Regions from separate parts of the Homo sapiens genome. Here regions 1, 2, 3, 4, 5 and 6 are each linked to region 7. Evidence: chromatin contacts called from ENCODE Hi-C or POLR2A ChIA-PET data. All regions are on one chromosome and are shown on one strand. The core of a region is the stretch at or near the end of the contact, and the rest is flanking DNA. Distances in the headings are between cores, read along the strand shown.

The links. Hi-C counts contacts between places; a loop is a spot of excess contacts on that map. ChIA-PET counts read pairs that join two places held with the same protein, here RNA polymerase II (POLR2A). Pooled maps may share reads with other maps.
Region 1: a loop to region 7 is called in a map of OCI-LY7, with 7 times the contacts of the local background. The contact joins the promoter of NIPSNAP3B here to the promoter of RAD23B in region 7. A Hi-C loop is called at or near these places in 1 of 168 maps with a recorded cell type or tissue (OCI-LY7), 10 of 37 single-sample maps with no recorded cell type and 12 of 50 pooled maps.
Region 2: a map of CD8-positive, alpha-beta T cell shows a loop between it and region 7 (16-fold over the local background). The contact joins the promoter of TXN here to the promoter of RAD23B in region 7. A Hi-C loop is called at or near these places in 3 of 168 maps with a recorded cell type or tissue (CD4-positive, alpha-beta memory T cell, CD8-positive, alpha-beta T cell and naive thymus-derived CD4-positive, alpha-beta T cell), 3 of 37 single-sample maps with no recorded cell type and 14 of 50 pooled maps.
Region 3: a loop to region 7 is called in a pooled map, with 11 times the contacts of the local background. The contact joins the enhancer-like site here to the promoter of RAD23B in region 7. A Hi-C loop is called at or near these places in 2 of 37 single-sample maps with no recorded cell type and 7 of 50 pooled maps.
Region 4: a map of naive thymus-derived CD4-positive, alpha-beta T cell shows a loop between it and region 7 (28-fold over the local background). The contact joins the promoter of SLC44A1 here to the promoter of RAD23B in region 7. A Hi-C loop is called at or near these places in 4 of 168 maps with a recorded cell type or tissue (CD4-positive, alpha-beta memory T cell, naive thymus-derived CD4-positive, alpha-beta T cell and ovary), 1 of 37 single-sample maps with no recorded cell type and 13 of 50 pooled maps.
Region 5: a loop to region 7 is called in a pooled map, with 6 times the contacts of the local background. The contact joins the enhancer-like site here to the promoter of RAD23B in region 7. A Hi-C loop is called at or near these places in 7 of 50 pooled maps. POLR2A ChIA-PET finds 5 or more read pairs at or near these places in 2 of 52 experiments (WTC11 and activated naive CD8-positive, alpha-beta T cell).
Region 6: a pooled map shows a loop between it and region 7 (22-fold over the local background). The contact joins the promoter of CT70 here to the promoter of RAD23B in region 7. A Hi-C loop is called at or near these places in 2 of 37 single-sample maps with no recorded cell type and 12 of 50 pooled maps.

Annotation. Positions count from the first base shown.
Region 1 is chr9:104,762,724-104,766,620 of GRCh38, forward strand. It overlaps NIPSNAP3B (nipsnap homolog 3B), which reads left to right and starts at 1,406. Exons shown (of 6, transcript NM_018376.4): 1 at 1,406-1,577; 2 at 3,602-3,812. The coding sequence starts at 1,518. RefSeq lists silencers at 1,135-1,334, 1,532-1,721.
Region 2 is chr9:110,254,702-110,258,917 of GRCh38, forward strand. TXN (thioredoxin) reads right to left here and starts at 1,806. Exons shown (of 5, transcript NM_003329.4): 1 at 1,711-1,806. The coding sequence starts at 1,734. RefSeq lists enhancers at 998-1,327, 2,070-3,269, 2,198-2,397, 2,438-2,487 and silencers at 1,398-1,647, 1,818-2,057.
Region 3 is chr9:109,408,640-109,412,573 of GRCh38, forward strand. It overlaps PTPN3 (protein tyrosine phosphatase non-receptor type 3), which reads right to left. Exons shown (of 26, transcript NM_002829.4): 15 at 1,590-1,776; 16 at 1,360-1,437. Among named protein-coding and RNA genes, the nearest start is that of PTPN3, 88 kb to the right of the region's middle. RefSeq lists enhancers at 2,576-2,695, 3,216-3,315. Within about 2 kb of position 2,577, at least 2 of the 41 ENCODE cell types and tissues checked have a DNase peak (open chromatin) inside an H3K27ac peak, as active enhancers do.
Region 4 is chr9:105,242,134-105,246,191 of GRCh38, forward strand. It overlaps SLC44A1 (solute carrier family 44 member 1), which reads left to right and starts at 2,518. Exons shown (of 16, transcript NM_080546.5): 1 at 2,518-2,771. The coding sequence starts at 2,736. LOC112268038 (a long non-coding RNA gene) reads right to left here and starts at 3,460. Exons shown (of 3, transcript XR_002956866.2): 1 at 2,886-3,460. RefSeq lists enhancers at 2,160-3,064, 3,065-3,968 and silencers at 2,291-2,890, 2,901-3,040, 3,381-3,460.
Region 5 is chr9:104,966,346-104,970,505 of GRCh38, forward strand. No RefSeq gene overlaps it. Among named protein-coding and RNA genes, the nearest start is that of CT70, 23 kb to the right of the region's middle. RefSeq lists enhancers at 1,815-1,864, 1,945-1,994. Within about 2 kb of position 1,931, at least 34 of the 41 ENCODE cell types and tissues checked have a DNase peak (open chromatin) inside an H3K27ac peak, as active enhancers do.
Region 6 is chr9:104,989,791-104,993,704 of GRCh38, forward strand. It overlaps CT70 (cancer/testis associated transcript 70), which reads right to left and starts at 2,005. Exons shown (of 4, transcript NR_184160.1): 1 at 1,896-2,005; 2 at 1,027-1,513. RefSeq lists enhancers at 1,155-2,354, 3,870-3,914 and a silencer at 1,289-1,558.
Region 7 is chr9:107,281,062-107,284,957 of GRCh38, forward strand. RAD23B (RAD23 nucleotide excision repair protein B) reads left to right here and starts at 2,218. Exons shown (of 10, transcript NM_002874.5): 1 at 2,218-2,634. The coding sequence starts at 2,569. RefSeq lists an enhancer at 1,547-1,706 and a silencer at 2,197-2,756.

The DNA of each region.
Region 1 (3,897 bases), core at 156-2,655, 2.5 Mb before region 7:
GGAATAAGTTCTAGTGCTCTATACCACTTCAGGATAACTATAGTTAATAATATATAGTTTCAAATTGCTAGGAGGATATTGAATGTTCTCAACACAAATGATAAGCCCCCGGGGGAGTGGCTTCTGTGAGACCTAAATCCTCATCTGCCACAGAAGGAAGGCAACACATACTCTCCATAACTGAAAATGCAAGAAATAGCAGAAAATGACTATTATTTAAAAATACGGGCCAGGCGCAGTGGCTCGTGCCTGTAATCCCAGCACTTAGGGAGGCTGAGCCGAGAGGATCACCTGAGGTCAGGAGTTCAAGACCAGCCTGCCCAACATGGTGAAACGCCGTCTCTACTAAAAATAGAAAAATTAGCCAGGTGTCGTGGCGTGCGCCTGTAATTCCAGCTACTCAGGAGGCTGAGGCAGGAGAATCTCTTGAAACCGGGAGGCGGAGGTTGCAGTGAGCCAAGATCATGCCACTGCACCCCAGCCTGAGCGACAGAGCAAGACTCTGTCTCAAAAAAATAAAAAACATACGGAAACAGGTATTAGAAGAACAGCTTAAAATGTTGAAGGTGGTTAGTCTGGGGACCAGTACTCTGGGACTGGGAGGACTAGACCAGAGGTCGGCTGTTTTGCTCTTAAGGCTTACAGAACGATCTAGTTTCAAACTATCTATGTTTAACTTCGACTTTTTCCTATCAGGCTCGGTGCTGCTATTCCACTGAGCTCATGGAAAATTAAATCTTTATTAGGAGCCTTCCAAGATCACAGTGGGGTGGCAATGGGGACAGATAATGCAGAAAAGCGAAGGCTCACTGGTCTACAAATACACGTCTATCACAACCTGTAAAAGTTAACCCTGTCCCAGCCTGGCCAATATGGTGAAACTCCGTCTCTACTAAAAAATACAAAAATTAGCGGGGCGTGGTGGCGGGCGCCTGTAGTCCCAGCTACTGGGGAGGCTGAAGCAGGAGAATGGCGTGAACCCGGGAGGCGGAGCTTGCAGTGAGGCGACATCGCGCCAGTGCACTCCAGCCTGGGCGACAGAGCAAGACTACGTCTCAAACAAAGAAACAAGTTAACCCTGTCAACATCTCGACTTTAAATGCAAAGCACTGCACATGCACACGCTGAACACCTCCCCTTCCTTCTCCAGGGGCAACACAAGCACAACCGCCGCACATTTACGAATCTACACAACTGCGCATCGGAGCGAATGAGGTCAGGGCCCAGAAAGGTGGGGCAGGAACGATCCCAGCCTTCAGCTAATTCTGTCACCTCTAACGTCTGGGGCAAGAACGTTTCAGGAAACCAAGGGGGACCGAGGCTCAGCGCCGAAGAGAAAGACGCCAACTGCGGGACCTGTCGCGCCTCCCGCGCCGGGGTGGAGCTGACCCCGCCGAGTCCCGCCCCTGCCTGAGTTCGCCAGTGGTCCAGGAGCCGCTTTTTTCCACTCGGGAAGACTTCAGAGAAGTCTCACAAAGGACTCGGCTGGCTGCTTTTCTCAGTGCCGAAGCCGCGCCATGCTCGTTCTCAGAAGCGGCCTGACCAAGGCGCTTGCCTCACGGACGCTCGCGCCTCAGGTACTGGCCGCGGGGGCGCGCCCGAGCCCTGGCCGGAGGGGAGGGGAGGGGCGGGGGGTATTTCTGAAGCGTGCGAGCCACGCTCAGGCGCTCCCAGACCTGGGGCCCCGCGCCGCCGCCGAAGTTCTAACGCGGTCTCTGGAGCCGTCTGGCGCGCAAGGAGGAGGCTACAGGCCGGGGTCGTCTCGCTGGCAGTCGCTGTCAGAGGGGTTTTCTAACTGGATGCCAGTGTTTTTGTGATTTTTGTTTTTGTTTTTGAGACGGAGTCTCGCTCTGTCGCCCAGGCTGGAGTGCAGTGGCGTAGTCTCGGCTCAGTGCAACCTCCGCCTCCCGGGTTCAAGCGATTCTCCTGCCTCATCCTCCGGAGTAGGTGGAATTACAGGCGCCAGCCACCACGCCCGGCTAATTTTTTTTGTGTTTACTATTTAGTAGAGTCGGGGGTTTCACCATGTTGGTCAGGCTGGTCTCGAACTCCTGACCTCGTGATCCGCCCACCTTGGCCTCCCAAAGTGCTGGATTGCAGGCATGAGCCACTGTGCCCAGCCTGATGCCAGCTGTTTCTAGCCTAAATGCCACAACTCCCGGGACACCCCCGTGGCGCCAGCTGTTGCGTTTTTTTAGGATAACATCTCCAGATACAAATCTCCGAAAATCAACTTTAAAAGCAGTTATTAGAAATACCTCATTGGCCCATTTTCCGAGATAATAATATTTTTAAACTGTAGATACTAAGCAGTTTTTTATTTTCAGAATTTGATTAAACTGACCCAAAAAGAATGGCCATCAAAAGAAAGGATAGTTGCAGGTATTTTTTGGTATGAAGAAGGGTTTTCTAAGAAAACTAAGACACTTGGGCAATAAGGGCATAACTCATACTGGAGATGAATGAACTCAAGATAGACAATTATAATTAAGACGTTATGCACACAAACTACATAGACATTTGCATGTTGTAACCAAAAATATGTCAGTGAAAGATGCCTACTGAAACTGTTGCGATAGATTATTCTGGGTAGTGAGCCTCAGGAAATTGTCACATGCTAACCATGCCTAAATGAATGGATTTGTAAACTAGAATGCCACGGGAGTGGTCTGTGTATACACGTGTGTTTACATAAATATTTGCATGTACGTACATACAGACAGACTGGATAATTTCTGACAGGGCATTTGCTACTGAACATTAAGCTCACTCAGGCTCAGAGGGCCAGATTAGGACAGAAAATTTACCCATTGGGCATATGACTATTACAAAGGGTGGTTCTTAAAGGATAGTTCCATAAACTTGGTATAATTGAGTGCACTAAATGTACATACTTCTTGATATTGCATCTGTAATTAGAAACAATGATGGAGACAATTCTCATTTGTTGAGTTTTTTTCCTTTTCAGCCTTTATGCAGTATACACCCATAGTACAATGCAATTGGATAAGTTATAGCTTCCTTTTATATTAGTTACATTCCAGTCCTGTTTTTGACCGGTAGTCTTCATCAGTAGATTCAGGAAATACTTTGACCTGAATAGCCCTTCCTGTTTTTTTAGGAACCTTTTAAAAACAAGAGTTTTTTGTTAGTAAACGTATTTTTGGGCCTGCCAAAAGGCATGTGTACTTAATAAATTTTTTTCAATGTGTGGAACTAATACATATGGTATTGAGTAAGATGGAATATTGGCTAAACAGGGGAAAACCCTTTGTAAATTAAAGAGACTAAGTCTTAAATGTAGTTCTTCGGTAAAGGAGTATCATTATGATCCCACAGCCTTCTTGTGAGCAAATTCTCGTGAAAAAATGGCTAGAGGTAGACCCCTGCTAGGAAACAGTTGCTATATATTCATCAGAATTAAGAGTAGTTATCTTTATTGACATCTCTATGTAAACAAGTGTATATGGAGAATTGACAACAAAAGTAAACAATGGATAATGAGTCTATGTGTGTTCCTTGTACCAGACTCAGATTTGGTTGTAACCAAATCTGTAATTGTACCTTCCCAAGATATTTACATTTGTCTTACCTCCTTCAGGTGTGTTCATCTTTTGCTACGGGCCCTAGACAATACGATGGAACGTTCTATGAATTTCGTACTTATTACCTTAAACCTTCAAATATGAATGCGTTCATGGAAAATCTTAAGAAAAACATTCATCTTCGGACCTCTTACTCTGAATTGGTTGGATTCTGGAGTGTAGAATTTGGAGGCAGAACGAATAAAGTGTTTCATATTTGGAAGTATGGTAAAGAGTCATCCAGTTTTAGTATTCAGTATAGATTTTCATTCTGTTAAATGTAACATAAGACTTAGTTCTTGGATCTATATTA
Region 2 (4,216 bases), core at 556-3,055, 3.0 Mb after region 7:
CTGACATGCTCTGACAACTGGGAGGACTAAACTGTGTGCTCCAGAAATCCTAATCAACTTTGTTTGTAGTGTCTGGATTTTGGGACAACTAACATAGACCACTCAAAGGTCTTCTGGCTCAGTGGAGGGGGTTCTTAGCAGTTGGGTTATACTGAGGTTGCCAGACCCTGGAGAACAGAATCCCAGCCCCACTCCCTTCCCCAGGAATGGATTAATAATTTGTCACACAATAGGTGCTTGGAAAAAAAGTATATGAAAGACAATTCACTACTAAGGATCTTTTCAACACATGAGGGCTGCTAAAATGAGAATCCCACTAAGAAAAAACTGATTGAGAGGAAGATAAAAGATGACAGTGGCAATCAACATATGAGGAAAAAACACTGAGAGTCAATAATAATCAAAGGAACAAAAGGATCGGGGACACATTGCAGACACACTTCTGTTTCCGAAGCCCACCCGGCACCAAACAGGTCAGGGCACCCGAGGCGGGCGAGGACCCGCCCTCCTCTGCTTCCCGCAGGTAGGGAGGGGTAATCGCAGGGTAGGCGCTGGCGAGGGGTCTTCTACCGTTCGAGCAGTATCAATTTCCTCCACTCACTTTTCTGACGCTGCATTTAACAAATATTTCTGGAGTGGCTACATTGGACTAGACACTGCGCGTTAGGCTCTGGGTTTCCCAGTCTACAAGGTTTTAGGCTTGCAATAACTTTCAAACATGGGAAGGCTGTTTCGCCTTGGGCATTTTTAAGAGGACAAAACAACGATCGGGATACCGATAGGTCGGCGAGCAGGCAGCAGGGCGCGGCTGCTCCCAGGAGGAACCCTGGCTCCAGCAAAACCCACCGACTGAGGGTGAATCATGGACGGGCAGGGCAGCCGAGGCCCCCGGGCCCAACCTTGGGGACTCAGTCATTCCAAAGCCACTGCTGCCGGAAACGCGCCCTGCGCCACAGGAGTCCCGTGGGCGCGGCCCGGACCTCACTTCCTCGCGGTCACCTGGGGCCCTCGGGCCTCCTGGACAGACCTGCACGTGCCAGGGGGTCTCCAGCCGCAATCCGCCCCCTTAGTGCGGATACAGCACGCGTCACCTTTGGGGTCGGGCATGGGTGGAGGCAGGCGGGGGTCTCCGGCCTAGACCCGCTCCCAAAGGGAGATCACTACCCCCGCTGCGGGTGGATCACTTCACATACGGAAAGGCAGCGGCGGCCACCGACCCGTGCCTTCTGCAAGGGCCCTCCCTATCCTTGCCTGGGGCCTGAATCTGGATACAGATGGGGGGCCAAGGGCGGACCCCTTCCATTCCCTCATCTTCCTCCAGTCGGGGCTGCCCGGACGGGAGGGTGCAGGAGGCGCAGCGTGGGGACTCCTCACGCTGTCTGCGCTCTCACATCCCCCGGACGCTCCCCGCGTGCGTGCAATCCCCCGAGGAACAGGGTGCGAGAAACGCTGGGCACCGCCACTCCGCCCTCCAGGGGACCCTCGTCCTTCTCCTCCCTTCCTCCAGGGCAGGCTCCACCGCCTCGGGCGCGCCCAGGCCGCTGCTTCCCGCAGTCCCAGGCCGAGACGCCGCGTCCCTTTCCCCTGGCGATGCGGAGGGGCGGCCTCCGCACCTCCCGCCACCGCCTTCCCCACCTCCCGCCACCGCCTTCCCCAGTTACAGAGGCCGCGCGCGGCGCCGGCACCCTGGCCTTCCCCGGTAGCGCGTACCTTGCTCTCGATCTGCTTCACCATCTTGGCTGCTGGAGTCTGACGAGCGGCTGTAAGGACCGATGGAAATGGATCCAAAGCACCAAACAGAGCTTCAAGACTCGCTGCTTGCTCTCTCCCTTTATAAACTGGCACGCCCGGCGTGCGTGTGGCGGGGGCGCGCGCGCCCGGCCGGACCTCCGCGCCCGTCGCTGCGCCCCGGCCACGCCCCGCCCCTGGAGCCTGCGAGCCGGGATCGGGGCGGGGCTGGCGCAAGCGTGGGGCGGAGCTCCAGGGCTTCGGCTCCTGTAACCCCAAGCCCAGCTCGCACTCCAGCTGGAAGTGGGGATCAGCACTGCGCGTGACGGTGGGAGGCGGGGAGACGGACAGTCACCCCCAGAGACACAAGGTCCCTCCCGGGTCACCTGGGGATGCGTCCGCCGGGCCTGAATCGAACACGCCCACGCTCGAGATGGGGACCGCCCAGGCAGGGCTGGATTCCTCGAAAAGGGCCGCCACGCCCCGGCCCCCCCAGCCACGTGAACCCCACAAAGTGCTGAGTAACGGTGACCGGGAAGTATCTCGGTGTGTACGTCCTTGCCTCCTCTCCGGAATTTACCGTGACCGTTCTCTTCTCTGTAACCTCCTTCTGTTCTTTCATTTTCACTGCTGAGCCCGCTGCTCCAGCTTGACACAGCGGTTTAGTGCGGTAGAAACGACCGGGGGACTGGTTGGGCTCTTGACCATCAGACAGCTGCGTGTGAGATGGAAGTGCCACTGGGTTGAGCTCTGCAACTTAGTTACGCAGTTGTGACCCTGGAAAGGTCCTGACCTCCTGAAGTCTCAGTGTTTCCTTCTGTAGAACGGGAATCATGATGGTCTCAATCTCACGGTGGTGGTATTTTGAGGGTTAATAGTGCTTGCAAAGGACGGTGCTTGGCACATAGTAAACACTCCATAGATAGTTCTTACTGTTCGGTGTCTTGCAGGGACTGATTGGGCCTGGCCACCTTATACAGCATTTACAATGGCACAGCACGCACACTTGTGTGAGATTCTTCTAACAGAGGCAGACTCCTGGAACAGAAGTCGGAGTTTGCATTGATCCAGGAATGCCTGTTGCAGGTTATGTCTGGCAGGGCTGGGGATTGTGGAAGGTGGGTATGTTAGCTGGCCTTGTGGAGCCAGGAGGGCCTGTCAGCGGCTGGAAGTGGAGGTTGAAAAGCTGCTCACAGGAACGAGAGCTAGAAGGCTGGGAGGGAGAGTCCCAGGTCTGTGTTTTCAGAGCTGAGCTGTTCCCGATGAAGCTGCAACTAGGTGTGATTGCCTAGGGGTGGTGATACTGCTGCCTGGCTGCCCCCTGAAATCCCTGGCTTCCTTCTTTCACTCTTTCAGACAGAGGAAGGGAGGAAACCAGAGGTTTTGAATCTATTGTGCAAAGTTTCTAGGGGGCTGAGGAGCACGGAGCATGAATATGGATATAGGCAAGGGACACATTCTAAAGACAGCCCATAGGGAGGGAAGACAGACTGCCCTGAATGCAGCAATGTTCCCAAAGAGAGGGAGGTTATTGGGGCAGAGAGGAAGGAGCTGTATGGAGCACCCAGAGCAGAATCTATAACCTGCTTTTCTGCTGCTGGGTTTTCAGTTCAGCTGCATCCCAGCTTCCTGACTTTTATCTGTTTGTTGGTGAATTTGCATGGGTGATAACAACAAATCATTGAGTTCCAGGAAGGGGCAATGCAGGCCATCCTCAGCTGACTTCTCTCCAAAGACCTTCCAAATGTCCAGTGACTCAGTGAAGGAGGTACTCCCTCTCTCCCACCTCCACAGCACCAATGCAGAGTAGATGTGGAGGATGGTACAGTTATAAGGAACTGGGAGGCCAGTCTGGACTCTGCAATTTGACTCCGTTGTCCTCATCCCTACTCTACCACTTCATGACTGGGTAACTCTAGGCAAGTCTAAATAGCCTTTTTGTGCCTCAGTTTCCTTATGTGAGAAGTGGGCGTAATAATAGCTTGTGCTATTATAAGGGTTGAGTGAACTAAAATATATGTAAAATGCTTAGAACCGTGCCTGGTGTGTAGTGAATGCTACATGAACTATGATTATAGGCTATTAAATGAATGATGAGATCCATCTGGAATGATGGCAGAGCTAGGGTGGAAGGAGAGATTATAAAACAGGTGTCAGTCTTAAATGAATTAAGTAATGAAGACAGTAGTAATGAACAGTGAGCTCCGTAACATAAGCCTCAAAGGAAAAGGCCTTTTTTTTCCCTGCAAGGAAGAAAGAAAAGTGGGCTGCACCTGGTCCCAAGGAGCAGGTTCCCTGCATTTGTGGCAAGGAGGTGACGTTCTTTGAGGAGAGTGAGGTACAGGGGAATTATTTGGGACTGCCCAGAGAGGAAGCGTTCATTTGTGCAGAGAAATGTAGAGGCTCTGTGTGTTAGTCAGAATTTTCAGTTGCAAGGAGAAATTCTAGCTCAAACTGACGTAAAGCAAAAAGAGAATTAGTAACTCAG
Region 3 (3,934 bases), core at 1,327-3,826, 2.1 Mb after region 7:
CATGAACTAACAGATACACTCAGAGAGAAGCTCCTCCTTAAAAACGCAGATGCCCCCAGAGAGGGACTCCACAGCATGTCTTCGAGTGCTGCTAGAACAAACCTGCACGTTGTGCACATGTACCCTAGAACTTATAATAATTAAAAAAAAAAAAAAAATATATATATATATATATATATGGGCTTTATATATATATATGGGCTTTAATATATATATATATGGGCTTTATATATATATATATAGGGGCTTTCAGCAGAGGCGAGCGAGGCCTGGGAAGGGGGCACACCCTGTGAGCGCATCTGGCCTGTGAGCGCTGGTCCTCAACACAGCTGCTGGGGCAGATGAGGCTGTGCATGATGGCAGCTGGGGGGTAGGCGACCACCTGCCCTCACTTTGTCCTAGAGTAGGGATGAGTAAACGTTTTCTGTAAAGGGCCAGAGAGGCTTTGTGGGAGTGAGGGCTCTGATTCAACTGCTCAACTCTGCAGTCATTAACCCACCAGTAAACAAATGGCTGTGGCTGTTACCAAAAAAACTAGTTACAGAAACAGATGGGATTTGGCCTGTGGGTTTAGTTTGCAGATCCTGCTTAAAGGTGCCTGGAGGAGAGTGGTGGCCCTGCAGGTTGAACTTGAATTGTTTTTCTCTTATCAGCTTTAGCAATGCTGAGGGGTTCTCTTAATAGCATTCCTGAAGTGGGTAGATCTGTTTGCCAACTGTGTGCCCTCATTTCTGGGAACCTCAGTATTCATTTGCAAAATGGGTTTAAAAATACTGACCTTACCACTTGTTATCAGAACTTAAGAAGGTGCTATGAATCTAGTGGATAGCCAATGCCAGGCACAGAGCAGGCACTTGGCCTTCGGCAGCTGTTAAGGCCACATTAAAAAAAACCTCTCAATTCTAGGCTGGGTGCGGTGGTTCACGCCTGTAATCCCGGCACTTTGGGAGGCCAAAGTGAGTAGATTGCCAGGTGTTTGAGACCAGCTTGGACAACATGGTGAAACCCCATCTCTACAAAAAATATGAAAAAAATTAGCTGGGTATGGTGGTGCATCCCTATAGTCCCAGCTGAGGTGGGAGGATCACCTGAGCCTGGGGAGGTCAGCGCTGCAGTGAGCTGCGATCGTGCCACTGCACTCTAGGTTTGGGCGATAAAGTGAGTTTTTAAAAAAAAACAAAAAAAACCCCAAATATCTCAAACCAAACAAAAACAAAAAAAACCCCCAACTCTCAATTCTGAGGGTTGAACCAACTTCCTTATGTAGCTCAGGAATGCAGCACATTTGTAATGCAAATTAAAAACTCATTGAAAGATTGCTTCCCAGCACAAAACTTCCTTTATAAATACACAACATACCTTAAGATTAAATCCAAATTTTCCATCTTCATCTGGTGTGATACGGATCAAGACTAAGTAGCTGTCACCATTATCATTCTGGAAAACGGTTTGAAAGTGGTCATTTGCATCACATCTCTCTCCAGCAGTTGGTGATAAGATATTTTCATTTAGTTAGAGCTACTCAGCTGCCCACAAGAGGCCGGGAAGCCCTGGGTGTGTGGATCACCCGGCTGCCTGCGCTCGCTCACCTTGTCACAGTAGTACTGGCTGGCGTCCTCGGTGGAGCCCCCTTTGGTCACCCTGTGGAAGTCATCTAAGAGCTGCTGATCAACGCCGTCAGGTGAGCAGGAGCCTGGAGCATTTGAAGATGGAGACACAGAACTGGATGACTTCTGGGTCAGGTAGCTTTGTGCCGGATTGTTCTCGGATAAACTCCTTCATCATGGGGAAGGAGGAGATATTAATAACTGGGTTAATATTTTATTAGAGCAAACACTACTGACTGTAGGGGCCTGGCAGCTGGGGGCTGTATGTTTCCCTGGAACCTCAGCTGCATAGGTTGTCAGCGGGATTTGAGTACACCCAGGGCCCACTGACCACCCCTGACCGCATCTGGCCTAGACACTGTCACATGGTTTTGGGGAAAAGGGATAGGAGGCAGGGTGGATCTGGAAACTGCTGAAAACTTTGCTCCCTTCCCCGCTGCTTTAGAAGGGTGACAGGGAAATGTGTCCAGCTCCTCTGGTGGTTTCATTACTGAACCAGGCTCTGCCAGGCAAGCTCATGCAGATGCACAGCCCATCCCTTCTGAAAGCTTTTTTCCTTCTGTCTCACTTCTGCGGATGGTTCTGCTTCATAGGACTCTTGCCTCCTCAAAGGAAACAGGACTGTTGTTGTTGTGCGTTCAGGAGAATTTATATTATTCCTAGTTGGCATGATTTGCCTGTGACATCCATGAACTGCCACGCTGAGATCTTGTTACATTTTCCTCTATCGAATATAGTTTCTTCTGTATCGTGGAGCTGCACTGTCTAGTATGGTAGCCACTAGTTATATGTGGCTACTTAAATTTAAATAAATTAAGACAAGAAACCAGCCATACTTCACATGCTCACTAGCCATATGCGGCCAGTGGCTCCCGTATGAGACAGTGCAGTCAGAGAACATTTCACCACGGCAGGAAGTCCTGCTGGACAGCGCTGTCTTAGAGAGTTACAGATGATGAAAACGGAACAGAACTTTGTGGTCATTTGTTCTAACTCCCAGTTCACAGATGAAGAAGCTGAGGTCAGGAGAGGCTGAGTAACTTGCCCAGGGTCACATGGCTTTCCCCCGGCTTAGCAGACAGAAACCTGACCGATGTGCGTCCTAAGCCTTTCTTCCCTCTCCAGACCATGCAGAGCCCACTTCCAAGACCCCTATTTCTAACCCCTCAGAGTCACAGGGATTAACCATCCCTGCTGTCACTGTACAGGACAGGACCCTTGAGTCTCTGCATCACCCACACCAGCCCCTTCCGGAGCCACAGGCCCAGCACAGACACCTTACAGAGCTGATGACTATGGGGCTCTCCTACATTCTAAGACTCTGCCCCACCCTAACCTCATCCAAAGTGAAGTGAGGGGAGAAGCGCAGAGACCAAGTCATTCAGTGAAACCCAGACAAAAGACAGCTGCTACTGCCTCTTTCTTGACCTTCATTTCAAGCCCTTATCCATGGATTTTTTATGAAATTGGTGCTTCTCTTTCTCCTAGTGAGTTTAAATGAGCCTAATTTAAATATAAAATCTGTATCATAGTCACACAGAATGATTCATAATCACAATCTATTTGAATAAAATATTCAGTGACAGACCAATGGAGAAACACAGCGATACAGTAGGACAAGAGTCTGGCCTTATGGTGTCCAAGTGGCTGGTTGGGGGTAGGGTGTTATGGATGGGAAGGCATTTCAGAGACAGAGTATTTTGGAATTGAAGTTGTATACAAGTTTTCAGATTGAAAAAGCATGACTTTCACTTACGTAAAAGGAAGCTTTACAAAATTCCCCCCAAATACGGCATCTTTGCTGGGTTTCACTGTTTACAAGAGCATCACCCAGTGGCAGAAAGGGCAACTGCTTGGCAGTTACAAAACAAGTTAAAATGGTATTTCCAGTTCTCGTTCTGTCTGTCTCTGTCTCTGTCTCTACCTCTGTCTCCCTCTCTCTCCCTCCCTGCACCCCCCCAATCCATTTTTTTTTCTTTTGAGGTAGGGTAAAGCTCTGTTGCCCAGGCTGGAGTGCCATTACATGACCACAGCTCACTGCAGCCTCGATTTCCTGACTCAAGAGATCTTCCTATCTTGGTCTCTTGAGTAGCTGGGACCACAGGCATTCGCCATGTCCAACTAATTTTAATTTTTTTTTTTTTTTGAGTCAAAGTCTCGCTCTGTTGCTAGGCTGGAATGCAGTGGTGCAATCTCGGCTCACTGCAACCTCCGCCTCCCGGGTTCAAATGATTCTCCAACCTCAGCCTCCTGAGTAACTGGGACTACAGGTGCCCGCCACCACACCCGGCTAATTTTTTATATTTTTAGTAGAGACAGGGTTTCAC
Region 4 (4,058 bases), core at 1,268-3,767, 2.0 Mb before region 7:
TTCTGAGTTTGCTGTGGTTTAATTTCATTGAATGCTGTGTGTACTTGTTTATAAGAGTGAAAAGGAATAGTAATTTGCCCCTCTCTAAATCACTCCTTTTACGAGGCTTTTTTTGGGCATGAGGGGGATGGGAAAGAGACTCATTCTTAGAAGGTACAGCATATCAATGCAAGAGCTGTTAGTTTCCCTCATGCTAATGACGAAGTATAATTTTGAAACATCAGATTCATATGCATATATGGTGCATACATACATAATTGGTGTATTTACAAAGCACCTTGCAGAATCTTAGAACTCTTAGTTCTATTAACACTTAAAGGGAAAACCAGAGTGCAGATCAGTCAAGCACAACGGACTGTAGTTGCTTTCAATTATATTCACCCATTATCTATGTCTAGGAAAGAGATCTCTAAAAAAGCAAAATACATTTTATGAAGCACTGCCACAGTCTGTTACGCATTTATCTCCTTCTACAGTTCCAATTACAGAATAAGCACTAGCTACTACACGGAACGGCAGCACTAGCCAAAAAGATTTTTCTAATCTGAGAGAAATGCTCCCATATTGACTCTGCAAAGAGAAACAACTCCCCTTTCCTTGACTATAAAGAAGGAAGACAGATGGCTTCTTGTTTAGGACTGTAGTTTTACTTTCAGCCTCCTCCCCGAGTTAAAAACAAGATGTACTTTTCTGGCTTTGAGGGAAAATCTCAAGGGAATGTTTTTTATTCTTGGCTGCACTGAATAATTCAACAAACATTTGAGAGAGCTGAGGGAGATACAAAGGAGAAAATACTTTTCCTTGTTCTCAGGGAGTTTACAATCTAATTCTGGAGTTTACAACCAGAATTGGGACTAGAACCATTAGTTTTATGTCTTCACTTGTATTTATTGGTTTAATGGTTATGGGAAACACATGTAGGATTCGCCAGCTCCGTGGTATGGTGGACCCTCTGATTAACCTGAAAGGAAACTAGAAAGAATGCAGAAGAATTCAAGATCTCAATCAGTTGAGTACTTGCTGACCTAGCAGCACTTTCTTATGTTATTTAATCTTGACCACAAGCCTTTGCAGTCATCCCTGCTACCAGCATTTCACAGAAGCGGACAATGAGATTTGGAGAGATAACTCGTCCACAGTCACGAACTCAGGAAATGGCATAGGAAAACATCAATTAGGAATTCTTCTTCCCTGGCCCTTTCTGTAGCTGTCCCCTTACAGGCTACCATTCCAACTTTCCTTGGCTTAGATTCCCTTTCAGTGCATGTAAAGTCAATTTAATTCTGTGTTCTTTTCTTCCCTCTATACTTTAACTAATCTTTAAAACTTGATGTCTCATATTTGGTGAATCAGTCCTTTTGGAAGTCTCACTCCCTTGCAGCTTTGCAAATAAAGTTTTTCTTTTCTTTCCTGTGGCTGTCTTTTGAGACATTCTTTGACAAGATGAAATGACATATGAAGGCTATAACAGTGCCTGATAATGTGGGGTTTTTTTTAACATCATTATCTTTAGTTTTATTTCTTTCACTTTTTAACTGTTTTCACCTCATACTGTATTTCCTAACGACTCGTTTGGAATTGTAAATTTCTTGAAGGTAGTTACCACGTCTACTCTAACTTGTTGCTACTTCCTTGAGTCTTACTGATTTAGCAACAGGAACTTGGTAAGTCTCTTTTGCTCGCCTCTTTATTCCCAGTACTAGTCACTGGAACGTAGTGTGTCTTCAGTAAGTATTTTTAATATGAATAAATTAATGTCCCCTTATTGTTTTTTGTAGACTATCCTGTATAAGAAAGTTTAGCTTAGATCCAGTATGGCTTTGACTTGCGAGCCTGGATAACTTTTTGCCTTTTCCTCATTTCTGGCTATTTATTACCATTTCAACCTTGGGAACATTTCATTAGGTTCTTGGTCCCTTTCAAGCCTCAGTTTCCACATCAGCAAAATGGGGACAGTAGCAACAGATGCTTGTTTCTTCCCGTCTTCTTATCACCTATTCCTTCTCCAGGAAAGGTTTCTTGTGTACGCTTTCCTCTGGAGAAAAAAAACAGCCGACGGGGCGGTAAGAAGCCATCAGGATCCTGAGTTGTGCGTCCAGTAGGGAGAGGGAGAAGTCCCGCTTGCCTCCTAGATCCGGAAGCAATCCGGCCCCTTTTTGGCAGCGAGTTGGCCCGGTCTTTGGCTGCCTCAGACCGCGTTGCCCTCCAGCCTCGAGGCAGAGAGCTGCCTCGGTGCCACAGCTAAATAAGCCCGGCGCCGCGCAGCCTCTGACACGCGCGGAAGGGCCCGGCCTTGTTCTGGCTGCCGCCGCCCTGCCACCAGCACGGCGCTGCACTGGGGGCGGGGAGTCTGATGGGAGACGCGCGCGGCGCTGAGGAGGCGGCGGCCCGGGAGAGGGAGCGGGAGAGGGACTGGGCGCGGGAGGCGGGAGGCGGGGGGACAGAGGGAGGCGCCGCCGCCGCCGCCGCCCGCCCCTTTCCGCTGGGGAGCAGCTGCTGCAGCAGGAGCAGAGCAGGAGACGCGTAGCCGCCGTCGCCGCCGCCGGGGGATGTGGCCGGCGCCTGCCTCTAGCCGCGCCGCCTCTTGAGTACCAGCCGCCGCTGCAGCCGCCGCCGCCGCCTAGCCGTGCGGTGCCAGGCCGCGCCCTCCCCGGGCGCCCGCCGGCTCGCATGCCGAGGGGCTCCGGGGCGTAGCTGCGCGCCCGGCGCCGCCTCCGGGCTCCTTCGGCCCCGCCATGGGCTGCTGCAGCTCCGCCTCCTCCGCCGCGCAGGTGAGGGGCTCCCGCCTCCCGGCCGCCCGCCCGGATGCCTCCCGTGCGCCGCGTCGCGCGGCGGGCGCCCGCCGCCCGATACCTCTCGCTGTCCCCAGCCTCCCCTGAGCGCACCGTGCAGTCCAAAGACCCCCACTCCGCCTTTCCGTCCGCCGGGTCCCGCCGATGCCCGTGCGCTGGCTCCGCGGCTGCCGACTCAAAGGCGCCTCTGCGCGGCGCCTAGTGCGCCCTCAGCTCTTCCCGGCCCCTTCCCCAGTCGGCCCCCTCCTCCCAGTCACACCTGAGCTGCCCGTCCCGCCCGCCTGCAGGTAGAGGCTGCACTGGCGCCTCCTCTGCCCCAGGTGGCATCCCCTTCCCTGTTCTTCCGGGCCTGGCTCCTCTCTTCCACCTCCGTGGAGTCTCCCCGCCATCCGCCGCCCGTTTTCTGTGCTCCTCGCAGGTGTACCCCCAGCAAGAGCTCTTCACCTCTCCCACCGAATTCCAGTTTCTGCTTCATTAGATATTCTGTCCCTTTTCTCTTGCCCGCTGCCCCCTGGCTGGGTTCAGATGGTTTCAGCGGGTCCCGGAGCCCTTCCACGGCCCGCTCCGCAGACCTCGCTTGCTCGCTTGCACCCCATCCCCCCTTAGTGCCGTGACCCGGGCCCCGCGGCCTCCCCGCACTCGGAGGCCCCTGCGGGAGCGCCGACTCTGGGCTGGGAAGGAGATTGGGCACCTGGTGGGTGACGGGAGCGCTACGGAAACTCCCTCTTTGTTGCCAGTGTAACAGGAGGAAGAGGTTCCGAATTTAGTTTTTCTGTGGGCACTGGCTGAATGTTGTCGCTGAGGGCTGAGATGCAGAGATTTCTCTCAGCTTCTACCCTGCCCCCATCCAAATTTCGCCAACCTCCTTCTCTCGGATCCGAGCCCTTAACCTGGGTGGAAATGTTTAGACAACTGTACGAGGATCAAATGTAATAGAACTCGACTACTGGCCACTAATAACTGAGAGGACCTGTTTGTAAATTACCTAATTTAGTGGATTAGCGAGTGTATTTACAAATACTATAAAAAGCAATCAGGAATACTGCATCAAACTGTCTTGTGGTGGTGTATGAAAAATAGGCTCTGACAACGCCTGGGATGTAATCTCACAGTTTCATTAGCGTAGTTTCATTAACTGTGGTCTGTGATTTGTTTGTTTTAGGGGGCAGAAAAGGGCTCTTGTTTTTAGAAATAAAGGATGGTTGGTTCTTGGTGAAGAAAAACGCTAGTTTGGGGGGAAAAAATTCCTCCAGAAAGCTAGCATCT
Region 5 (4,160 bases), core at 681-3,180, 2.3 Mb before region 7:
ATCCCAGCTATTTGGAAGGCTGAGGCATGAGAGAATCACTTGAATCTGGGAGGCAGAGTTTGCAGTGAGCTAAGATCCCACCAATGCACTCTAGCCTGGGCAACAGAGTGAGACTCCATCTCAAAAAAAAAAAAAAAGAAGAACATTTGAGAATCACGCCTATAATCCTAGCACTTTGGGAGGCTGAGGCCAGTGGATCACAAGGTCAGGAGTTTGAGACGAGCCTGGCCAACATGGTGAAAGCCCGTCTCTACTAAAGATACAAAAAATCACACAGGTGTGGTGGCGTGCATCTGTAATCTCAGATACTCAGGAGGCTGAGGCAGGAGAATCACTTGAACCCAGGAGGTGGAGCCGAGATCGCGCCATTGCACTCCAGCCTGAGCAACAGGGCGAGACTGTATCTCAAAAAAAAAAAAAAAAAAAGGAAAAATCTAAATATTACTAAATATCGCAAGTATTGCTTCCTCCCTTTTAATGTTTCACAGTGTATGGGGGGTTTGTTCAGAACACAATAGCTGCTCTAGTGATCAAAATCACTATACATCAACTATTATTTCAATTTTTCAGTATGCCTATTGCTGGGCTGCCCCACACAAAGAACAAATAAAAAATTATGTATCTTGTTAACTTTTGCCAAGTTGGCCAATTTCATGTTATCCATAAATGCCACACTAAAGAGAGTGAACACACACATGGTCATAAAACAGCAGGCTGAAGCTAACTCCAAAAACAAAGAAAAAATCCAACGCTAAACCATTCTGCATTTAAGTTCCCAAATGACTCCCATGGAGGCCCTTAAATTGTATTTGTTTGGAAAAAACAAACAAACAAAAACAAAAGGAGTTCATCGTTAGCATGTGGAGGATGTTCATTAGCGGCTGTAAGAAATCACGGTCTAAACTACACCGTTCAAGAAACCCACTACAGTCGTGCAGACCAATAGCACTATTCTAGAAGGTAGCTATCCCTCGTGCCCTCTAAGAACCATCGTTTTGCATCGTTAGCAAGAAGCAAAGAGTAGATCTTAAACCTCTTTAAACTTCTCTGCGTCCTATTCAAAAATTAGGATACCACTTAACTCTGCACTTTAAAAAAGGATTTCAAGTGTGCTGCATTTTAAAGACACTTCATTACAAAAGTTAGAAAATTAAAGTATAAAACTTATCAAAACAAGTTTTTACGTTTTCAGGATGATTCACTGCAGAATTTCTTTAAACAGACTCCCCTCTTTTTTGTGTGTTGAGTCTTTAGGGAAAATAAGTGATAGTAAACATCAACCACAGACACCTGCAAACTAGGAAAAAAAATAGGGTTGCTTGGACATGGTAGGGAAAATAATTTATTTTCACAGAAATTTAGCCGGGCGCGGTGGCTCACGCCTGTAATCCCTGCACTTTGGGAGCTCAAGGTGGGTGGATCACCTGAGGTCAGGAGTTCAAGACCAGCCTTGCTGACATGGTGAAACCCAGTCTCTACTAAAAATACAAAAATTAGCTGGGTGGTAGTGGCACGCGCCTGTAATACCAGCTACTTGGGAGGCTGAAGCAGGAGACTCTCTTGAGCCTGGGAGGCAGAGGTTGCGGTGAGCCGAGATCGCGCCACTGCACTCCAGCCTGGGCAACAGGGTGAGACTACGTCTCAAAAAAAAAAAAAAAAAAAAAAAAAAAGAAGAAGAAATTTAACATACAGGCGATTTTTCAGGTTCTCATTTGCTAAACCAACAATGCAGAATTTGTGAAGTAGGGGCAACAAGTTGCTGAACCTGAGAGACGCCTCTAAATGCGCTCAGAGGTTATTTCAACTGTGCTGTTTGCTAGTTCAGGTACAACAGGCAAGACAGAAAGATGCCACCGCTCTCTCCACCCTCCCAGCGCCGGATCACAGAGCGCAGACCATGCACCCAGCCTTCCACACACGTCGCGATCTCGCCGCTTTAAGCTGCTGGGTACCCTCGGCCCGCCCACAAGAAGGCGGGGCGGCGCGGGGTCTGCTGGGAGTTGTAGTTTCGGGCCGGGCCCGAGAGCTTCTTGACTCGTTTCCTTCTACCCCCACCGCCGCACAGCTGCCTATGGACTCTGGAGTTGCTGTGTATTGAGCATGGGGCACAGCCGGGGGTAAAAGGGGAGAAGGCTCCTTTAATCTGCGGATCGGGGCGCCGTTGATGAGTGTTAGAGGTGTTGGAACGCAGAGTAAGCGGCGCGCATGCGCGGCTGCCGGAGGTGGGGGCCGCTCCTCCCGTGCCACTCAGGGGCTGGCTGCTGCCTTAGGGCTGACTGGGCTCATAGGTAGGGCCTGCGGTGCAAGTTTGTGATAACACTGCCTGTAGGCTGCGGTTGTTAAGGCAGAGATTTGAAGGGGGTCGGTTGGGGGTGCTGGGTAGTGTCAGTAATCAAGGGTTTTAATCGCTACTCCATCCTGGCTTTCGGGAACCTCCCACCTCCTACCCTTTCCCAGTTTGCAGAATTGCAGCTTTCCCCATCCCCCACCCCGATCGCTTCGTGGGAAGCCTTTCCATACTGTGTTGTGAAATCCGTTAGACCTCAGCCAAGGCCTTTTAGCCCGCCCGGAATTCAAGCTGCCCCCTCCTTGCCAAATCCAGATCATGCGAGACAACAAAAGGCTTGAGGCACAAGCCCTACAAGGCAGTGCCCCTGCCAGTTCTCCTAAACTTATTGTTTACCCTGCCCTCTTCTTCCCCTGCAAATTCAGACAGCCAGGCGATAGATTAGATAAATAGATTCCATGTCCTTACATTTGCAACAGGCTTTCATAGATTCCTTTGCTCTGGAAGGTGGCATCATTATACAAAAGGACAAGTGAGAACACACGAATGTAATCAGTGGCAGAACCCTGGGACTGAACCCTACAGGAGTTCTAAGTCTATTGTTTCTCCTACCACTTCACAAATGTGTCAGAAAGAGCTGAATGAGGTGACCAGCTGCACCTGACGCTAGCTGGCTTTCGGAATGCTCAGGCCCTGGGCCCTTGGCTCACCACAACCACTCTTAAATTGACTAACAATTGCCCCTTAGTGAGTGACCTCTCCAGCAAGCCCGGAGGATTTTGCCCAGGGTAATGTTTCACATTGAGCACATACTTTGTGCTGGGCCCTGGAAAGGATGTACATCAGATCTTAAGTTAAAAGTTTCCTTTCCCCCAGGGAGACCAGGCTGTCCTATCAAGTATTCTGTATTTCCCAAAGGATAGTATTAGCCACACTTTGTTATATGATTGCTTGTTTGCCTGTTTTCTTTTCTTTTCTTTCTTTATTTCTTTGAGACAGGGTCTCCCTCTGTCACCCAGGTTGAAGTGCAGTGGTGCGATCATAGCTCACTGCAAGTTCAGACTCCTGGGCTCAAGCGATCCTTCTCCCACCTCAGCCTCTGGAGTAGCTGGAAGTACAGGCGTGCACCACCATGCCCAGCTAATTAAAAAAAAAAAATTTAGAGGAGGTCTCACAATGTTACTCAGGCTGATTTCAAACTTCTGGGCTCAAGTGATCCTCCTGCTTCAACGTCCCAAAGTTCTGGAATTACAGACACGAGCCACCCTACCTGGCCTGCCTGCCTTGCTTGAGAAGCTGCAGCACTATTTTGTTCACCATTGTATTAGCAGTGCTAACATATAGTGGCCTTTTCATACATGTCAAATAGACATATAAATGATGAATGCATGAGTCCAGTGTCTGACCTTCATGTCTGTGCCCAGAGTCTGTTGGGAGAGGTGGAGATGAAAATAGAGGTAGGCTGGGCACAGTGGCTCACACTTGTAATCCCAGCACTTTGGGAGGCCGAGGCGGGCAGATCATGAGGTCAAGAGATGGAGACCATCCTGGCCAACATGGTGAAACCCTGTCTCTACTAAAAATACAAAATTAGCTGGGCATGGTGGCACATGCCTGTAGTCCCAGCTACTCGGCAGGCTGAGGCAGGAGAATCGCTTGAACTTGGGAGGTGGAGGTTGCAGTGAGCCGAGATCGCTCCACTACAACCTGGTGACAGAGTGAGACTCCGTACCCCCCGCCACCAAAAAAAAAAAAAAAAGAAGAAGAAAATAGAGGTACATGTTTATACAAAGTTTGGAACAGGAAGGCAGATGCACATAACTGCCTGGCGTGGTTCCAAAAACCTGAATGGAGAAGGCAGTATCTGCTAATG
Region 6 (3,914 bases), core at 755-3,254, 2.3 Mb before region 7:
AGATGCTCAACTTCTCTAAGCTGCAGTTTCTTCCTCTGTAAAATGGAAACCATAATTGTGTATTGACTTAACTCACAGCATCATCGTGAGGATTACATAAGGTAGAAATATAAGGAAGCTCCATATTTATTGGTACATTATTTCCATTGTCCTTGTAATGATGTTGGTAGTTTTTTTAAAAACTAATTACAGGTCTTTGTACTAATCTCTATTAAAATGTATACACTTATTTACGATTTATCAGATTAACATTGCTGCTCTATGTTCAGCCTTTGTATTTTTTTCTCATGTGATACATTTATCTGTGAGTTTTTAAAAACTCTATTCATATTAAAATGACAGCATAGGACCCCTATCCCTGCTAGTCACAAATTTTATTTTATTCATTAACAATAAATCCACAACAATTGGCTACATTATATACTGTTCTGGGGGCAATGACAGAGTCAAAGAAATAAAATTTGGGGTGTGTGCCCTCGAGTCTGTTAGTCCTCTGGGGAAATGACCTACATTCTTAACCTTAAATGTTAGTATCTTTTTTTTTTTTTTTTTTTCAGAAGGAGTCTCCCTCTGTTGCCCAGGCTGGGGTGCAGTGGCGTGATCTCAGCTCACTGCAACCTCCGCCTCCTGGATTCAAGCGATTCTTCTGCCTTAGCCTCCTGAGTAGCTGGGATTACAGGCATGTACCGCCACGCCCGGCTAATTTTTGTATTTTTAGTAGAGACGGGGTTTCACCATGTTGGCCAGACTGGTCTCTAACTCCTACCCTCAGGTGATCTGCCCGCCTCGGCCCCCCAAAGTGTTAGGACTACAGGCCTGAGCCACCACGCCCTGCCCAAATGTTAGTATCTTGAAATAGTTATGCGTCATGCCAAAGAAATCTAGAAGACCTGAAACTCTTCAATCACAGAACAAACTTGTAACTTCGATGGCAGTTATCCTTAACAAGATTCCCTGCGGGCCCTCTCTGAAACGGAGGAGATGTGACATTATAGAACTGCAAAATCTTAGGATTCATCACCTAACTTTAATGCTGAAGCGTTTGGAGATCATTCGGACTAACCCTCATGTTTTACAGTTGAAGATAATGATACTGGAGAAGGACTCATCCCAAATCACCCGTCGGTGGCAGAGCCTGGACAAACCTATGTCTCCTCCCTTCACTCGTTTGGGGTTGTTGCTGGACTGCAGGGACTCGAAGTAAGTAGAGAGGGGTACAGGGCACTGGAAGAAGAGGTATTTTGCAGGAGTCTGTTTTTTCCTGCTCCCAAATCGGTGGGATGTCAGCGAAGGATGGGTCTCTGGAGGAGAGGAGCTAACAAGGTCTTCTGAAAACCATCACTGAGGGTGCTGTGGTTGGGAACTCGAAACCTTGCCAGTTAAAAACGTTTCTGCGAATGTGGTTTCTGAGGGCGAGGAAGCCCTCCCCCGCCCCAGCGCCGGCCCCGCCCGCCGGGTGCCCGACAGTAACCCCGAGGCGTGCGGCAGCCCCAGCTGTCTTCAACGTAGCCATCTGGAAGACAAAAACCAGAAAATGTGCGCCTTCTCATTTGAAACCTGGTCTTTAAGTCCGGCCCCTCCCCAGCAAGAATGGGAACATTTAGTTTGCACCCACGTGGCTCTTCCGCGGGCTCATGCTCCACTCGGAAGCCCGGAGCTCTGTCCGGAATAGGCCAGACAGAGCTCCCTTCCCATCTGCCTTTTGCAGGAAGAAGGGATGTGGGGCAATCGGCACAGCTGAATAGGGGCCAGCTGTGGGAAAAGGGAGAGCGTGACAACAGATGGGGGGAGGAAGGAACGAGGAGTAATGGGGCGTCAGGGCCAGGGTGGCAGCTCAGAGGGCCCAATGTCGCCCCGCCAGACCCAGAATTAGGGCACGTCTGCAAAGCTCACACCCTCCATTTGAGAGCCGAACCGAAACCATCACAAGATGAAACCTCCGGACTCCCAGCCGCGGCGGGCGGCGGGCAGCGGGCGGCGCGCAAGCGCGCGGGGCCCCGAGTCTGACCTCGAGTTACCCCGCGCGGCGAGTCGCAGCGAAGTAGGTGAAAGGTAACTAGCAGACGCTGCTCTGGGCGAAGGCTGCGGCGCGCGTGCGCGGGGCTGGGCCTTGGGTTCCGTTCTCCCCCAAGTTTCTCCAAGTCTGCACTTCGCCAAACTATGGGTGTGTCCTGGGCCAGTGCATGAAGCGATGGAGTGGGGACATCGAGCCGATTTGGAAAATTCCTGCCACCCACTCTCTGTGGAGAAACGAGGTCTAGACGCGGTGCAGGGGAGAGAACCACTTACTGAACGCCATGTGTGTGCGCGGCGGGCGTGGTGCTGGGCGCCCTTCTTTTGATTCTCACAACCCTTTGAAAGACCTCAAAATGACCCCTCATGGAAGAGGAAACTGAGGCCCTGTGAGTTCATTTAATTGGCCCACGGTCATCCAATCAGTTAAGGGCAATTTCCATGAAGGGTCCGTGCTTCAAAGTGGGTTTTTGGCCCTAAAACACACAAACGACACCTGTAGCACATTTGGCAAGGCACTCTCATAGGCATTACTCATTCCATCCTTATCAGAAACCTATGAGGTAGTAGGTGCTGTGACTATTTTCTTTTTGCAGATGGGGAAACTGAGACTCAAGGAAGTTGTTCTGGAATCCCACAGAGAATATCAGAGCTGAAATTTTCTGTCCTATTTTAGAGAGATAAAAAGCTGAAAGCTCAAAGTCACGTTCTCCCATCGCCAATCTGAAGACCTATGAGAGCTTCATGCTCTATGGGGTGAGTGGCCCAGGCCATGCTAAAGACAAAGAAGTTCTCATTATTGGAGGTCTCCTTTGAGGGTTTCCATTACAAAATTACAAAGTGATCAACCCTTCTAGAAGACAGTTGGGTTGTTCACTTATTAAGGGCAGGGACAGAGTGCACTGCTCACAGTTGCTGAATTTGGTGTTCGTTCGGTGAGCTTATAGCTGAATGAACTCATTTTCAATCCCAGATTATTCAAGGGGGAAGCTGCCTTTGTGTCAGGCAATGGGTGAAGTAGCTTGTTTGTGACTTTTCCCAGAGGAGGGTTCTTGCATTCACGCAGCAAACATACTTATCATGCACTCTGCGGTGTTTATATAGCTGGGAAACAGATGGGAACTTCAAAGGACAGGAATGCTTTGCTTCTCTTGAAAATTCTGCTCTGAGTATTTGTCTTAGTCTTCTCGTGCTGGGTACTTAAACAACAGACATTTATTTCTCATAATTCTGGATGCTGGAAGAACAAAATCAAGGTGCAGGCTGATTTGATTCCTGTTGAGGCCCCACTTTCTGGCTTGCAAACAGCCATCTTATCACTGTACGCTCTTAGAGACTTCTCTCTAGAGTCTCTTCTTATAAGGCATGAATCCCATCGTGGGGTCTCCACCCTTATGACCTCATCTAAACCAAATTACCTCCCAAAGGACCCACCTCCTAATCATCATACTGGAGGTTAGGCATTCAACCTATGAACTGGGTGGAAGGGAGCACAAAAATTCACTCATAACAATCCTAGATGTCTGGATGTTTGCCCATCTCCATGCATGGTAGAAGCCATGTAATCCCCCTACCCTGTCAGGGTTTCCTGTGACACAAGAAGTAGATCACCCAGGGAGGGGCACCGGAACGCAGTCATAACTCCTCCCACCCCACCAACCCCTTGGTGCCTCAGCTGCTCTTCAGAATCACAAAGGCCAGAAAACAGAAGCAGCTCTCCTCCTCTCCTAGGAGGCTTTGGAAACAGAGGGAGATGCAAATGGAAATTCCCCAAAAGGGAAATGCAAGGGAAGCAGAAAAAGCTGCAGCAAAGTGGGTCTGCCCCCGCTACCCTCATTTCTTTCCAAGAATCCCCTCCCTTGAGTGTGCCGTCAGAGAATTGGAATGTCACTGCCCTGTCC
Region 7 (3,896 bases), core at 968-3,467:
TGGTGGTTGGGAGTGGGTGAGTGAGGGAAGAGAGTTATCAGGGATGAAGACCAGATTTTTGGTCTGAGCACCTGGGTAGACTGTGAGGCCATAAACTAAGATGGGGGAAAACTGGGAGAGGGGCAGTTTGCAGGGGGGAAGGAGGTCCAGAGAGAAATCAATTGTTCTCTTTGGCCACATTAAGTTTCAGAGGCTTGTTACATATTCAGGTGAAGATATTGCTTAGGCAATTGGCTAACTCTATAGCTAAGGGGAAAGGTCCAGGCTGGAGGTATTTCAAAACAAGGGCCAAGATGAAACCACCTGGTGACTACGAGTAGATACAGGAAGACAGAGGGCAGAAGATTGCATATTTAATTACTATGAAGGGAGTTATGTGTTGTGAAAGGGGAAATATCAGGTTAGTGGAGGGAGAAGCTGGTCAAGGAAAGTTTCTTGAAAACATTAAACCCAAGCTCCTTGAAGCCACTGAAAACCAAGCAGTGACATTGTATTAGTGAGGATGCTGTCCCAGAGAAGTAATTTGTAATTGGTCATAGAGCTAGTGGCCTGACTAGAACTGTGTTTTATACTTGAACTAAATCAAATGTGCCACAGGCACAGTATAAAACAGAGGAGAATAGCTGGGAGCGATGGCTCACATATAATCCCAGCACTTTGGGACTCCGAAGCAGGAGGATTACTTGAGCCCAGGAGTTCAAGACCAGCCCTGGCAACATAGGGAGAACATATCTGTACAAAAAAATAAAATATCAGCTGGGAAGCAGTGGTGTGTGTCTGTGGTCCCAGCTACTCAAGAGGCTGAGGTGGAAGGATCTCTTGAGCTCAGGAGGTTGACGCTGCAGTGAGCCGTGTTTGTGCTACAGCGCTCCAGCGTGGATGACAGTCAGACGCTTTAAAAAAATAAGAATAATCTTTAAAACAAAAAACAGGGGAATAGTGGCACACCCTGGGACACAGACTCTGGAGTCATTCTGTCTGAGGTCACATTGTGGATTTGCCATTTACTACTGGCTGGGTTATTCCAGGTGCATTACTCAACATCTCTGTACTTCAGTTTTCTATCTGTAAACGGACTTTCTACTAATAGCTAACTGCTTACAGACTGTTTATCATGATTTTACATACAATATTCAACTTCCCCCTCCAATAATCAATGAGTGACATTATTATTCTCATTCTACTGCTGAGGATCCAGAAGCACATTCACCCATTCCACAAATATTTACCGTGCACCTGCAATGTGCCAGGCATGTTCATGGGTGAACACAGCAAAATCTTTGCCTCTGTGCAGCTTCAGTCTGGGGTTCACAGGAAAAGGAGAAAGATGATAAACAAGAGATACGTACATTACAGGGTAATTATAAAGGGATACCCGCTATACAAGAAAACAGAGCAGGATAACAGAGATAGGAAGTTGGGATTTTAAGTAAGGCAGCCAGAACAGACCTCACCAAGAAGGCAATATCTGAGCAAGGATGTTAAGGGAGCCGGGGGCAACCTAGAATCCACCAGTGGGGAGAGTAAGGCGACTCGGAGAAAGGCGAGGGGCTAATGCATCCGTTCTAATAACTCTGACTTTAACTCGGGGCTAGATGGGGAAACACTGGACAGTTCTACCCCGAGGTGTGACAGAACTTGACCTTCATTTTAAATCGGTCCATCTGTTTAGGCTAGTGAGAAAAAACAATATTTGAACTCGGGCAGTCCAGCTCAGGAGTCTGTGCTGTCGGGATTAAAGAATCAGTCGACACCCCCAGGGCTGAGCCCCGCAGCAAGCGCCCCGCGGGTGCTGGCCCCCAGACTGTGGTTACCGCCATCCTTTCACTTAAACTCCGCCCCGATTACTCCCCCGCTCCAGGGCTCCGCATCCACTCTGCCGGGTCTCCACGAAGCGCTTCCCGGGCTACACATTGCGTAACTTCGGCAGCCGGGCGGAGCCTGCACAGAGGCGGAGCCGCGGCAGCCGGAGAGAACGCCCCAGCAATAGTCGCTAGGAGGAAGCCCCAGGAGCCCTTGCCGCCCACGGAACGCGCCTGCGTAATCCGGGTCCAGGCCGCCGACATTCCAGGACCGCCTTCCGCCCCGCCCCCAATTCTGGGGCGGAGTCCTCGGCCGCGCCGGCGCAAAGCGTCGCCGCACCCCACGCCTGCGCGCTTCGCCCGCCCGGCCCCATCCCCCCAGGTTTTTCGCGTGGGGGAGGGGGCACGTCTCGGCGAGTCACGATGATGGCGGCCACCATCCTGTGGTGAGCTAGCGGATTCCCTGCTTGTCTCGCCGACCCCCTCGCGCCTTCTGCAGACTCCGTGGCTGGCGCTCGGCGCGTGAGGAAGCACGGCGGCCCGAGTTCGCGGGGAAGGCCGCAGTCGCGGAGGCAGCGGCGCGGTCCGGGGCACGGGCTGGGGGAGAGGCCGCTCCGCTGGGCGAATGTGACAAGCCCCCACCCCCACCGCCTTCCTCCCCAGAGCGCGAGGAGCGCGGGCGACCCCGGGGCCCCGCCAGGCCACAGACCCCGCCCAGCGGCCAGCACCCGGCGCAGGCCCGGCAGCCGAGCTGCGCGGCGGCACCATGCAGGTCACCCTGAAGACCCTCCAGCAGCAGACCTTCAAGATAGACATTGACCCCGAGGAGACGGTATGCGCGCGGGCCGGGGGCAGGGGCAGCCGCGTGCGGGCCGCGGGGAGCGCCAGGAGCTCGTGGGGCCGGGCGGCGCGCTCCAGCGGGGGAAGCCCCGGAGGGCGCGATGAGGGCCCTGGGTCCTGGTGCCGGCCCTGGCGGCGTACAGCGGAGCCGATCCTCCTGTCTTGGCCGTGGGCTTTGTGGCAGGAGAATGGGGAAGCAGTGGCCGGACGCCGAAGGCCTGGTGGCAGATGGCGTGGAGCGCACGCCCGCGGGCCTGGGCCTAGGAGCTCGTGCTAGCGGGGCCGGAGGGGGATGGGAAGGTCCAGGCCGTCTCAGCCGTAGAGCCTGGCTTTCTGGTATGGGTGCACAGGTGGGGGAGGGAGACGTAGGCGTCGCCACTACCCCTGTGTGGACCTGGTTAGCCGCTTAGTTCCCAGAGTTGGTAACCCGAGAAGATGAGCCTTAAGAAAAAAAAAAGTATCAGGTTCCGTTTGCCGCCGAGAGGTGAGTGGTGGTGAAAATGAATTTGCCCCTTTCCCCTCAGAATTGTTTACCCTTTTATTTGCAAATGAATCGTTCTGCTGCCTTCCTCCCGCCACCAAACCCACACCCTTGCGTAGATTGCACTTTGAGGCCTCTTTGGTGATGGTTTTAGCTGTTAGAGCTCTTCACAGCCATCCAGGCTCAAACTAAACTTCAGATTTAACGGGTTTTCTGTGTTAGAAATCTTGGAATTGTAGGAGTTGGAACGCTGCAGCCACCCTCCCCCGATGCCCCAAACAGTAGCAGTTCAAGGGGGAAAAAAGAAAAAAAAAACAAAAAACAACAACTTTGAATCCTTTCTGCAGTTAAAGCCTTAAACATTTCAGAAGTCCACATTATACATTTTTCTGTATTTGTGACTGCATAAAGAGACACTGTTGAGGTCAGTACAACTTTATGCCAAGAATCTAAAAACGCTGTGAGTGTAAATTTACTGCTTATGTTCGGAAATACACCGCCAAGATTGTCATAATACTAAGTTTAAACCAGCAGCTTTCTGCCCAACTCTATTTTTAAAAGTAGTTGATTCTATTTTGGGTGGAGATCAGGGGCTTTGGTGTTAAGTAGACCTGAGTTCCATTTGTGGTTTTGTAACTTATTTGCTATGACCTTGGGCAAATTACGGTTAGTTTCATTCTCTGTATAATAGGGATAATACCTGCCTTGCAGAGATGTGAAGATTAGATGGTATGTATTTACTTGGTGGTCAGTAAATGGAATCGATTATTTAA